2 separate regions of the Homo sapiens genome follow, and region 1 is linked to region 2. Evidence: chromatin contacts called from ENCODE Hi-C or POLR2A ChIA-PET data. All regions are on one chromosome and are shown on one strand. Each heading gives the region's core, a stretch centred on a gene start or an enhancer-like site at or near the end of the contact. The rest is flanking DNA. Distances are from core to core; before and after follow the strand shown.

Evidence for each region. A loop is a pair of places that touch in the nucleus more often than their neighbours do. ChIA-PET counts read pairs that join two places held with the same protein, here RNA polymerase II (POLR2A). Pooled maps may share reads with other maps.
Region 1: a loop to region 2 is called in a map of breast epithelium, with 5 times the contacts of the local background. The contact joins two enhancer-like sites. A Hi-C loop is called at or near these places in 4 of 168 maps with a recorded cell type or tissue (CD14-positive monocyte, CD8-positive, alpha-beta T cell, breast epithelium and 1 more), 6 of 37 single-sample maps with no recorded cell type and 8 of 50 pooled maps. POLR2A ChIA-PET finds 5 or more read pairs at or near these places in 1 of 52 experiments (A673).

The regions. Positions count from the first base shown.
Region 1 is chr17:55,697,444-55,702,365 of GRCh38, reverse strand. No RefSeq gene overlaps it. Among named protein-coding and RNA genes, the nearest start is that of TMEM100, 23 kb to the left of the region's middle. Within about 2 kb of position 3,050, at least 3 of the 41 ENCODE cell types and tissues checked have a DNase peak (open chromatin) inside an H3K27ac peak, as active enhancers do.
Region 2 is chr17:55,657,354-55,662,947 of GRCh38, reverse strand. No RefSeq gene overlaps it. Among named protein-coding and RNA genes, the nearest start is that of TMEM100, 63 kb to the left of the region's middle. Within about 2 kb of position 2,212, at least 3 of the 41 ENCODE cell types and tissues checked have a DNase peak (open chromatin) inside an H3K27ac peak, as active enhancers do.

The sequences.
Region 1 (4,922 bases), core at 1,801-4,300, 39 kb before region 2:
TATTGTGAAGAGGGAATAAACAAACCTCCCACACCACAGAACAGAACCCAAGCGGGTTGCAGCTGCTGGCTCCGGTGGCCAGCTTTTGTTCCCTTATTTGGCCCTGCCCACATCCTGCTGATTGTTCCATTTTACAGAACACTCATTGGTCCATTTTACAGCGTGCCGATTGGTCCATTTTACAGAGTGCTGATTGGTCCATTTTACAGAGTGCTGATTGGTGTGTTTACAATCCTTTAGCTAGACACAGAATGCTGATTGGTGCATTTACAATCCTTTAGCTAGACACAGAAGTTCTCCAAGTCCCCACCTGAACCAGAAGCCCAGCTGGCTTCACCTCTCACCTCTGGTGTGTTTTTGGAAAAGATCTTTTGTTTCAGACTTACTCACATCAAGAATGCCTGGACTACTCTTCTTCTTAAGATGATGCTATTAAGAAAACAAGGATCTCAGTCAATGAAGAGAAACACAGAAAAGCTCTGATTCCTAAAATGCCATTCCCAAAAGTCTTTAAATTTTACCAAAGCATTTTTTTAATAAAAGGGGAATCACAAAGGAGAAATCAGCCTTATAATTCCCCTCATAATAAGACAGGACTTACAAAGGAGAAATAAATACGACTGTTTTGTAGAGCAAAGCAAGGGACCAAGATAATTTAAAACCATCACAGAGGAAGCCCCTTGTGGGCATAATCTCTACTCTCTAGCTAGCCTGACTCTTCTGTCCTAAGACTGGCCTTTCCTCTGAGTGATGCTTTTGGCTTTTGTATTAAATCTTTACATTGCAAATAACCTTAATCCTTTGGGATCTTTGATATGGTTTGGATTTCTGTCCCTGCCTAAATCTCATGTCAAATTGTAATCCCCAGTGTTGGAGGAGAGACCTGGTGGAAAGCCCCTCCCTGGGGGTGGACTTCCCACTTGCTGTTTTTGTAAAGTAAGTGAGTTCTCATGAGAGCTGGTTGTTTAAAAGTGTGTAGCACCTCCCCCTTTTCTGTCTTCCTCCTGCTCCAGCCATGTAGGACGTGCTTGCTTCCCCTTTGCCTTCTGCCATGATTTTAAGTTTCCTGAGGCCTCCCCAGCCATGCCTCCTGTATAACCTGTGGAATTGTGAACCAATTAAACCTCTTTTATTCATAAATTACTCAGCCTCCGGTAGTTCTTTCTAGCAATGCAAGAATGGACTAATACAATCTTCCACTCTCCTCAGAGATAGGATTCATTTTCATCTCCGTTCCAATCACAACAGCATAATTACTACAACACAATAACTTACAGTAATTTTACAAAGCCTCATCTATTCCTTTTGGAATAATACCTCAGGGAGGGAAAGGGAAAATAGGGGACATGACAGGGACCTTGGCAAGGCAGTCAAGGGTGGACTTTCAGATTTCAATAAGATCCAATAACATCCCAGGGTGGACTTTGGGACTCTGTTGTCCCTTTTGATAAATCCTTAGCAATGTGACATTCAGATATTCTTTATCTTTTTTCCTAGTTTCTAAGCAAATAAATATTGTTTCAAAGGTACACACAGGTGTATGCACATACATAAATACTCCCCTCCTTTCAAGAATAAACATCAATAGTTCAAAAATGTAATCTAGATCCTTGTTTAAAAGTGAAACATTTTCCTATATAAAACATAATCTTCAAGTACCTTATTACCAAGAGGCAGGTATTTTACATATGCACAGCTGAGTCAGTCCCTGTGCTCATCCTTTTAAATCTTGTCCAGAGAAAGTAAGAGAGTTTATTAGCCTTAAATCCAAGTTACCGCCCCATTTCCACCTGTGGATGGGGTGGAAGTGGTTTGGGGTGGAAGATGGTTGGCTCTTCTGGTTCATTCCTTTTCACTAATGCTATAGCATGGGGAGACATATTTGATATTTAACCATGGAGGTAACAACAAAAGTAAGCTATTTAGATACTAGCCGGGTCCTTGGAATACATACATCTATCCTAAATAACTTCCCCCCCAGATCTCTAAGATATCTGTGAAGTCTAAAACTAGCTCCCACAGGAGCCATTCTGATTCTTGGGAACTTTCTAAGGACTTCTGAAAATGCCTACTCAGTTAGTGCCTGAGCTCATAGTAGTAGGAGGTGGTAATTATTTAGTACCCAATGAGAGCCCAAGATAAATAGATGTTGACCCTAGCCCACAGGTTGTAGTTTTACCCAGTCACCTTTCTGACTGTCAGTTCCATTAGCAGGCTTACTACCTTAAAATCTGGGGTCAGACCCATCCTAATCTGGCATTGTTTACCCAGAATTGGAAAGAGAGCAACTGTCATTCCCTCAGCATAGGGAGTGGACAAGAAGCCTCTGCATGGTTATTTGCCCTATTAGCTCACAGTTTTACTTGAAAAAAAAAAAAAAGAGTCACAAGTATATTGGATGATCAGCCACTTTTACAATCTCCAAACTCTGTTCAAATGAGATAATTTACCTCTCTAAACGTAATCTGGCTCTCTAAATCTTTCTGGATTGCCAATTAAGAGTGCCAATTGTGACCTTTTTTATTATTTTATTTTTTGCTTTTTTCTATCTTCTCCTTCCACAATCAGATTATCAAATAACTCTGAGACTTTTCTTGCTAGAGCAGACTGAAGCCATCACAAACCCTCACCCCCACGCTCCACAATGGCACAGATTGTTTTCCCCTCCGGTTCTCAGTTGTGGGTCATTGGTTTGGAAATAAGAGCCATGAGTTAAGTGTCTTTGTTTCTTGCATAGGCCTTGGAAGCACTTAGAACCCTGGAGTCTGAGTAGGGAGTCGCTTATACCAGCTGGAACAATCACAGGATTTAGACTGGAGACAGAGGGTAAAAAAGCAAGGAAAAAAAAATCAATTCTGCACCATTCAGCTGCCTCCTCATTCAGCCTAGGGTGGTGGGAGTTGGCTTAGTTTGTGAATCCAGTTAGCAGCAGCATTCCTGGAAAAGTGGCCCATTGCAGTGCTTTCTCGTGAACTTCATCCACCTGTCATGTTTAGTCTTGGAGGGGAGCCAGGACAGGCAGGAAATAATAGGCTGCAGGATACTGGTGTGTGTCAGTGGCCCCGACCCTCCCATTCCTGAACACAGATGAGCTGGAAGCCTGCGAGGCGTTGCCATTGCATGGATGGGCTTGGGAGGCCACAGCAAGACAGGCTAAGGGAGGGGGAGACACAAAACGGATGACAAGAGGTTTAACTCATAGTGGGCCCATCTTTGGGACTGCGGAACCATTTCTGCAGGGAAATGGCCTTGGCTGTTGCTCAGACACATCCCTTTGTTCTCACTGACCTAATGTTGCACACATAAGGCTGAGCCTCAGATCTAAAGGAGAATGTCTGAGTCCTTCTCACCTTCACATCCTCCCTTCCCCTGGCCTCCCTGGCCAGAGAACTAGCTATAATGACATCAACTGGCTAGAATTACATAAAACTTCCCTTTTCAACTCCCAGACCCCTGGATTATTATTATGTTTTGTTTTTAATTTCCACATGATTTCTCTTTATGCAATTGGGCTTCCTCCTTGCCAACTCTTATCACCTTTATCCCTGTCAATTTGATTTTCTATTTCTTATTAGCAGGTTTTAGGCAACAAGGTGAAAGAAACATGGGTTCTCAAGGAGTTGTAACTATAGGCTGGTGCAAAAGTACCTGCCTAGGAGCAGTAGAAATGCCAATATGATTAAAAATATGATACCTGCCAGTGCTTCTCAGTGAGAGACCCAGGGAGAGACAGACACACACTCATATTAGAATAATTTACCCGTACATGTACCCCCTGAATCTAAAGTAAAAGTTAAAAAGAAAAAAATAGGATAATTTGAGGGTAGTCTATAAAGGAATTATCATCAAAGCTATCAGTGAGCTTCCTCAGGGATAATAACGGAAGACGAAGATGTGTTATCACTCAGGGCTCAAAGATATGAGGAAGGCGAATGATGTGGTTTGGCTGTGTCCCCACCCAAATCTCATCTTGAATTGTAGCTCCCATAATTTCCACGTGTTGTGGGAGGGACCCAGTAGGAGACAATTGAGTCATGGGGACGGTTCCCCCATACTGTTCTCATTGTAGTGAATAAGTCTCACGAGATCTGATAATTTTGTGAGGAGTTTCCCCTTTCACTTGGCTGTCATTCTCTTGTCTGCCACCGTGTAAGAGGTACCCTTCTGCCATGATTGTGAGGTCTCCCCAGCCACGTGGAACTGTGAGTCCATTAAACCTCTTTTTCTTTATAAACTGCCTAGTCTTGGGTATGTCTTTATCAGCAACATGAAAACAGACTAATACAGAGAGATTTAGGGAATCCTAATAGGAGATCAATCTGTAGAGGACCAACGTGAGAGGAGCAGCAGCCAGGGTAAAGCAACCTGCAAGGATGGAAGTGGGGAAATAAACACCTGGGCCTCATTCTCTTCCCTCCCTCTCATCTCCTGAGAGCATGCCCCGCTGACTATACCCATCAGGAGCCAGAGGGGTTCCTGCAAGCCAACGCCCTGGGACAGAGAAAAGGGTGAGTGGAGAGTGGAGAGAGGGTCTCAAGGAGCAAGTGGAAGGCATCTGGCACATTCATACAGTTTCTGGTGCACAAATAATCAATACCACAGGCAATTTTTTTCGTTTCATCTAAGTTTTGACTTCAAGTTGAACTCCTGAGGTCAGAAATATCTTCCAACTCTGGATCCCTTGTGAATTTGGGGGAACTAAAAAAAAAGCTTAGGCTGGGCATGATGGCTCATGCCTGTAATCCCAGCACTTTGAGAGGCCAAGGCGGGTGGATCACTTGAGGTAAGGAGTTCAAGACCAGCCTGACCAACATAAAGGAACCCTGTCTCTACTAAAAATACAAACAATTAGCGGGCATGGTGGCACATGCCTGTAATTCCAGCTACTCCAGAGGCTGAGGCAGGAGAATCACTTGAACCTG
Region 2 (5,594 bases), core at 963-3,462:
CCAGACACCTCAATCCCATCCTTCTTTACTTATCCAAAGTCTCCCTCCCTAATGGAAAACTGGGGACCTGCCTAGGCTGAGAGTTTCTTAGAGAGGAAGCCACCTTGTGGGAGTTCTTTACTTGAAGTCGTACATGACACTCAGGTCAAGTAGACAGAAACAGCAGAGAATAAAGGTGGAAACAAAGATCAGATATGGGCGCCACAGCCAGTCTCTAGACCTGAGAAGGGTCAGGCACAGAGACAGAAACCAGAGTAAACACAGGGGCTGGAGAAGCAAACTGAGGAGTATGGGGACCATGGGTGAAGGGAAGGAAGGAGGGTGTTCTTGGGTGGATTTTTGGGAAGATGCTTTGGCCAAAGTGGGCTTTCATATGACCCTCAGCATTATGTGAGGCAAGGTCATCCGTGTTTAAAATTCCAGAGTTTGGTTCTTCTTGTTTGTTTTTGATAATTTACTCATTTCATTGAATTCCCACCCTTTTCAGGGTCACGCAAAGATATAAGTTCTCAGGGGTGAGGTTCCAAGGGACTTTATCACTACCCTAGCAGCTTGCCTAATAGTATGCAGGATCAGATATCGAGCAGTAACTATTCAGCTATAGATACCAGCTTCCTGTGTTTGGAAAAGGTAAGGAAATTGTTCATTCATTCTACAAATACTTGCGGAGGATGCAAAAATGGAACAGGGCCATCATGGACGTTCAGATAAAATGCTGGGGGAGTTGAGAGGAGGAAGCTGGCATTTGAGCTGGGACTAAAATCCACCCTAGCTCTCGTATGTGTGTGCAAGTGCATGCTTTCAATGCCTTCTTATAGGAATGACGTTTGCACTAATCCCACTGTATTACAATTATCCAGTTACTTTTCTGCCTCTCTCGATCAAACTGAAAACTCTTAAAGGGCAAGGACTGAAGCTTGTTCATCATAGACCATATACTACTAGTAGTAATAGTATACATGTGGAAAATCTTTACTCAATTTTAATTGATTTTAAATTAATCATCAGACCTAGAGTTTGGAAAACTTGACTCCAATGACAAAAGCCAGTCCTAGGATTTGCAATGCATAATCCTATGCTTTCTCTATGAAATGGCAGGGCTTCTGATGTTACCCTCCTGAGCAGAGTCTACAGCATGGTTTTCTTGAATTTCCCACAGAATCAAAAACAGTGCCACAGACATGGGAAAACTCGACAAATATTTTATCAGAACAATCAAGTGATTTGACTTACAGCAAAACACAAATTAGTGTGACTTCAGAAAATATTTTCATCATATCTTGGTCATATTTTTTCATCATATATAATCCCTAGCAAAGAAACAGAGGACATGCAGACCATATGACATGAGGTTTCACATTAGCTTGATTTGACAAAGATGCAAATAATGCACAGACCATCTGTACATGAGAACCAGATGTCTCATTTGCATTTGGATTTTTCCAGTAGAAATGAATGTGGAGGCTTTGAGAAATGCATTAAATTTATTTTAATTGACATAGACTTAGAATGTTGAGACAAATTATTTTCCAGGCATCAAATGCAAAGGTCAGTGTGTGCACTTGAAGGGATAAAAATAACAATGAAAGAAGGGCAAGGCAGCTGAGGTCGGCACTAGAAGCATCTGGAGGATATGGAAACTATAAGGAGGCAGATATTGGAGGCACAGATAAACACCCAACTTTAACTAATATTGCTTGAGACCATCTCATATACCAGTTGTTGTAAAAGCAACTTCTGTATTCATTATTTCATTTAATTATCATAACATCCATATGGAGAAACTCATGAAACCCCGCTCTGCAGATTAAAAAATAAAAAGACATAGAGACTCAAAGAGGTTAAGCTGACTTGCCCATGCAGCCACAACTTTCAAATCTCTGCATCAGCAATCAAACCTATGACTTGTCGCTTACTGACCAATGCTCTAAAGCAGACAAGGCAGGGAGGAACAGGCAGGTTCCCTGGTGTCAAAAGCTAGCTTGTCACTTACTGACCAGTGCTCTAAAGCAGACAAGGCAGTGAGGAACAGGCAGGTTCCCTGGTGTCAAAAGCGAGACTCCAGATTCACAGAGTCAGCAAGACCAGCCTAACTAACAAGAAGCACCAAGGTGGAGTTTGTTAAAAGGTCTACCTAAGAGAGTAGTCCAGGAATCACAGGTATCAAGTCCTTGAGGCCTTTAGGTAAAACCTGAACCTTGAACCCTGGCAGGGCAGAGATACCGTGGCTGTAAAGTGTGGATGTACTTTTATCCTCTGGAGTCCTGGTCATTTTTGTTCAGTACAAATGGTGAGTCAGAGATTTTGAAACAGCAAAGAAGAGCCAAGCTCTAAGGAAAACTCAAATGGTCTATTTTATCCTGTTCTGTTTCCAGTTTTAGAATGAATACACTTCAGCTAGCTCAGCATTTGAGCCCCCTTGAGCAGAAAGAGTTAATCCATTTGGAATTTCGTGGGAAGCTGGGTTGGTTAGGCTGTGGGGGAAAAAAAAAAACCACCAGCATTTAGCTCATTGAAACAGAGAAGGGGCCTGTGGGTCACTGTTGTTCAGCACCAAGACTAGGAAATGGTTTATTGTACAACATTCAATAAGCATTTTCTCTGAAGGAAGTGGGCTGTAAATGTGTCAAATGACAGTTATGGATTGGTCTCTGGGGAGAGGAGATGTGTTGAATTGCTTTACTTGATAAATTGACTTAGGAATTAAATGAAAACTTCTACTCTGAATCACATGGACCTAGTGCAGTTCTTAATTCTATTCCAGTAATGCTCTATTGAGAATGGTATTCCTTAATATTTGTGTGGTTCTTTATGAATTTTCCAAGGTATGTTTATACTTATCATTCCTGAATTTCTTGTTGCTTGTGTTGAATTGAACCAAATTTGGCCTGAGAATGACTCTATACTTTGATTCCTTATGTAACAACTGCAACCTAACTTAGTACAGAAACTAACTGAAAGCCGACTTTAGGAGTATACTTTTGTAACAAATAGCTGAGTCTTGGCCCATCACAGCAGCTAAGCTCCAATCCATCACTGATCAGACCTTATTCAAATAGGGCAAACACCAAGCTATAACCAATCAAGCTGTTTCTATGCCTCACTTCCATTTTCATAAATGCTGTCCGCCCATGTTGTAAAGGGGAACTCTCTGAACCTCTTCTGGCTCTGAGGTTTGCCCAATTTGTGAATAGTTCTTTGCTCAGTTAAATTCTGCTGAATTTAATTTGCCTCAAGTTTTTATTTGAATACATGGGAAGAGCAAAGCATTATTATTCCCTCTCCCTTTAAAACAAATTTTTTTAGAGATGGCGTTTGCTCTGTTGCCCAAGCTGTTGTGCAGTGGCGTGATCATAGTTCATCGTAACCTTGAATTTCTGGGTGTAAGTGATCCTCCTACCTCACCCTCACAAGTATCTGGGACTATAGGCTCATGCCACCGTGCCCCTCTCCCTTTCATTTTAGATGAAAGAGCAGTGGTACAGGCCAGGCGCAGTGGCTCACGCCTGTAATCCCAGCACTGTGGGAGGCCAAGGAGGGTGGATTGCCTGAGGTCAGGAGTTCGAGACCAGCCTGGCCAACATGGTGAGACCCTGTTTCTATTAAAAATACAAAAATTAGCCAGGTATGGTGGTGCATGCCTGTAGTCCCAGCCACTCAGGAGGCTGAGGCAAGAGAATCGCCTGAACCGGGGAGGTGGAGGTTGTAGTGAGCCGAGATCATGCCACTGCACTCCAGCTTGGGCAACAGAAGTGAGAATCCATCTCAAAGGAAGAAAAAAAGCAGTGCTACAGATAGAAGAATGAATTATCAACATGACCAGCGTGAGGCTGCTATGGATAGTAATAATAAGAAGAAGAATAACAAATAATTTGTTGAACACCTCATACTCAGTGCCAAGCATTGGGCTAAGCACCCGATAAATACTATCTCATTTAATTGTCATCTCAGTTCTATGATATAGGTACAATTATGATCTCCATTTGAATAAGAGAAAAAAACTGAGGTTTACAATGGTAAACATTTACCTCTACAAAGGTTTACTCAAGCAGGCCCCACAAGCAAGAAATGACAGAGCTGGGATTTGAGACCCTGCAGTCTAGTTTCGGACTCATACTTCGAACCAGTGTGCTCTAGCTTCCCTTTCCCTCTCTCCTCCTGCTCCTATTTAGCCCCCTCTCTACTGTGTCCCACCTGGTAGTTTAGCAAGCATCACCTGATTCCAAGAAAGTTGGGTAACATAGAGCTATTGAGCATAAATGATAATGGGTGTAAAGTTCAAGACATGGGAGTTAGCACATTGTAAGTGCTCAAAACAATTGCTAACCAGTATGTAAATGTATGGAAAACAATGTTACTTTTCTTAGCATCAGGATTCCTTTTAGGGAGAGGATTCTAAGTCACTGGAAAGAAACTTTGATCATTGGTTTAAGGGTTAGAGGACTATGTCCAACTGGCAATTAAGCGACCCTACTTCATTCTATGGAAGATGGCTCCACTTACTTTTGGGGCTTTATTTGCTGAAAGGGGTGTGCAAGTTTTCAGTGAACTTAATTCCTTCAGATCATAGGACAGAAATTGAGGGAAAGGAGAATCTAAGTACCACTGGGAAGAGAGAATTTGGAGAGAAGGGAGCAGAAATATCTAAAAGGGGATTTCTATTAAATATTTTGCTGTGTCGCATGGAAAATAGACTCTGTCCTGCATCTCCTACAAATCTACAATGTAGTCCTCAATGCTCATTGATGATCTGTGGAAGGTATGTTCTTTCTGAAGAAGTGAAGTTTCCTAGTTTGAGGAAGGTGCAGGAAGTAAGAGGTTACAATTTTATTGTGTAAAGTGCTGAGAAGTGCTTGGTACAAGATCAAGCATGGAGCAGGCATTGAAGAAAACCAAAATTACTCTCTCTATTATCATTATAACCAATGGTACCTTGATTTCTAACAGAATAATAGGAGACACAACAAAAGAGCGGAAACACTGGTTCTGCTGTTCGTTAATCAATTCATTATTCAATCATAAGACTGAGGCAAACGCTGCTGCCCCTAGGGATGAGAAAGACCAAGAAGCAGATGTTGGTTCTTACTTGATGTTTGAAGCATATTGTAACTCATGATAAAACCTGAAGAACAAATTCGATGACATCTTACTGTTTACTGCTTCCCTAATTAAGCTTTGATACCTTACGGCAGAGTTTGTCTGCAATTATATTTCAATTTTAAACATATATATGTATACATTACAGCATACATATACATAAGATGTGTATGTTACAGCACTGAATAGTGACATATATCCATACGTATATGTATATCTACATGTATACATACACACACACATACACACACACACACATATGTATATGTCATCTAATGGCTGGTCAAACAGCATGGAAGAATGAGCACCCTTACCAGCCAGTGAGAGTATTTGTTGTTGTTTCTTTTTAATCTTATCCTCATATAGTACTTATTATGAGTCAGGTATGCTTTATCTGTATTAATCTATTTAATCCTCAAAATAACTCTATGAGGTAGATGCTATTATCCTCCCCACTTTACTCATGAGAAAACTGAAGCACAGAAAGATTAAAAATT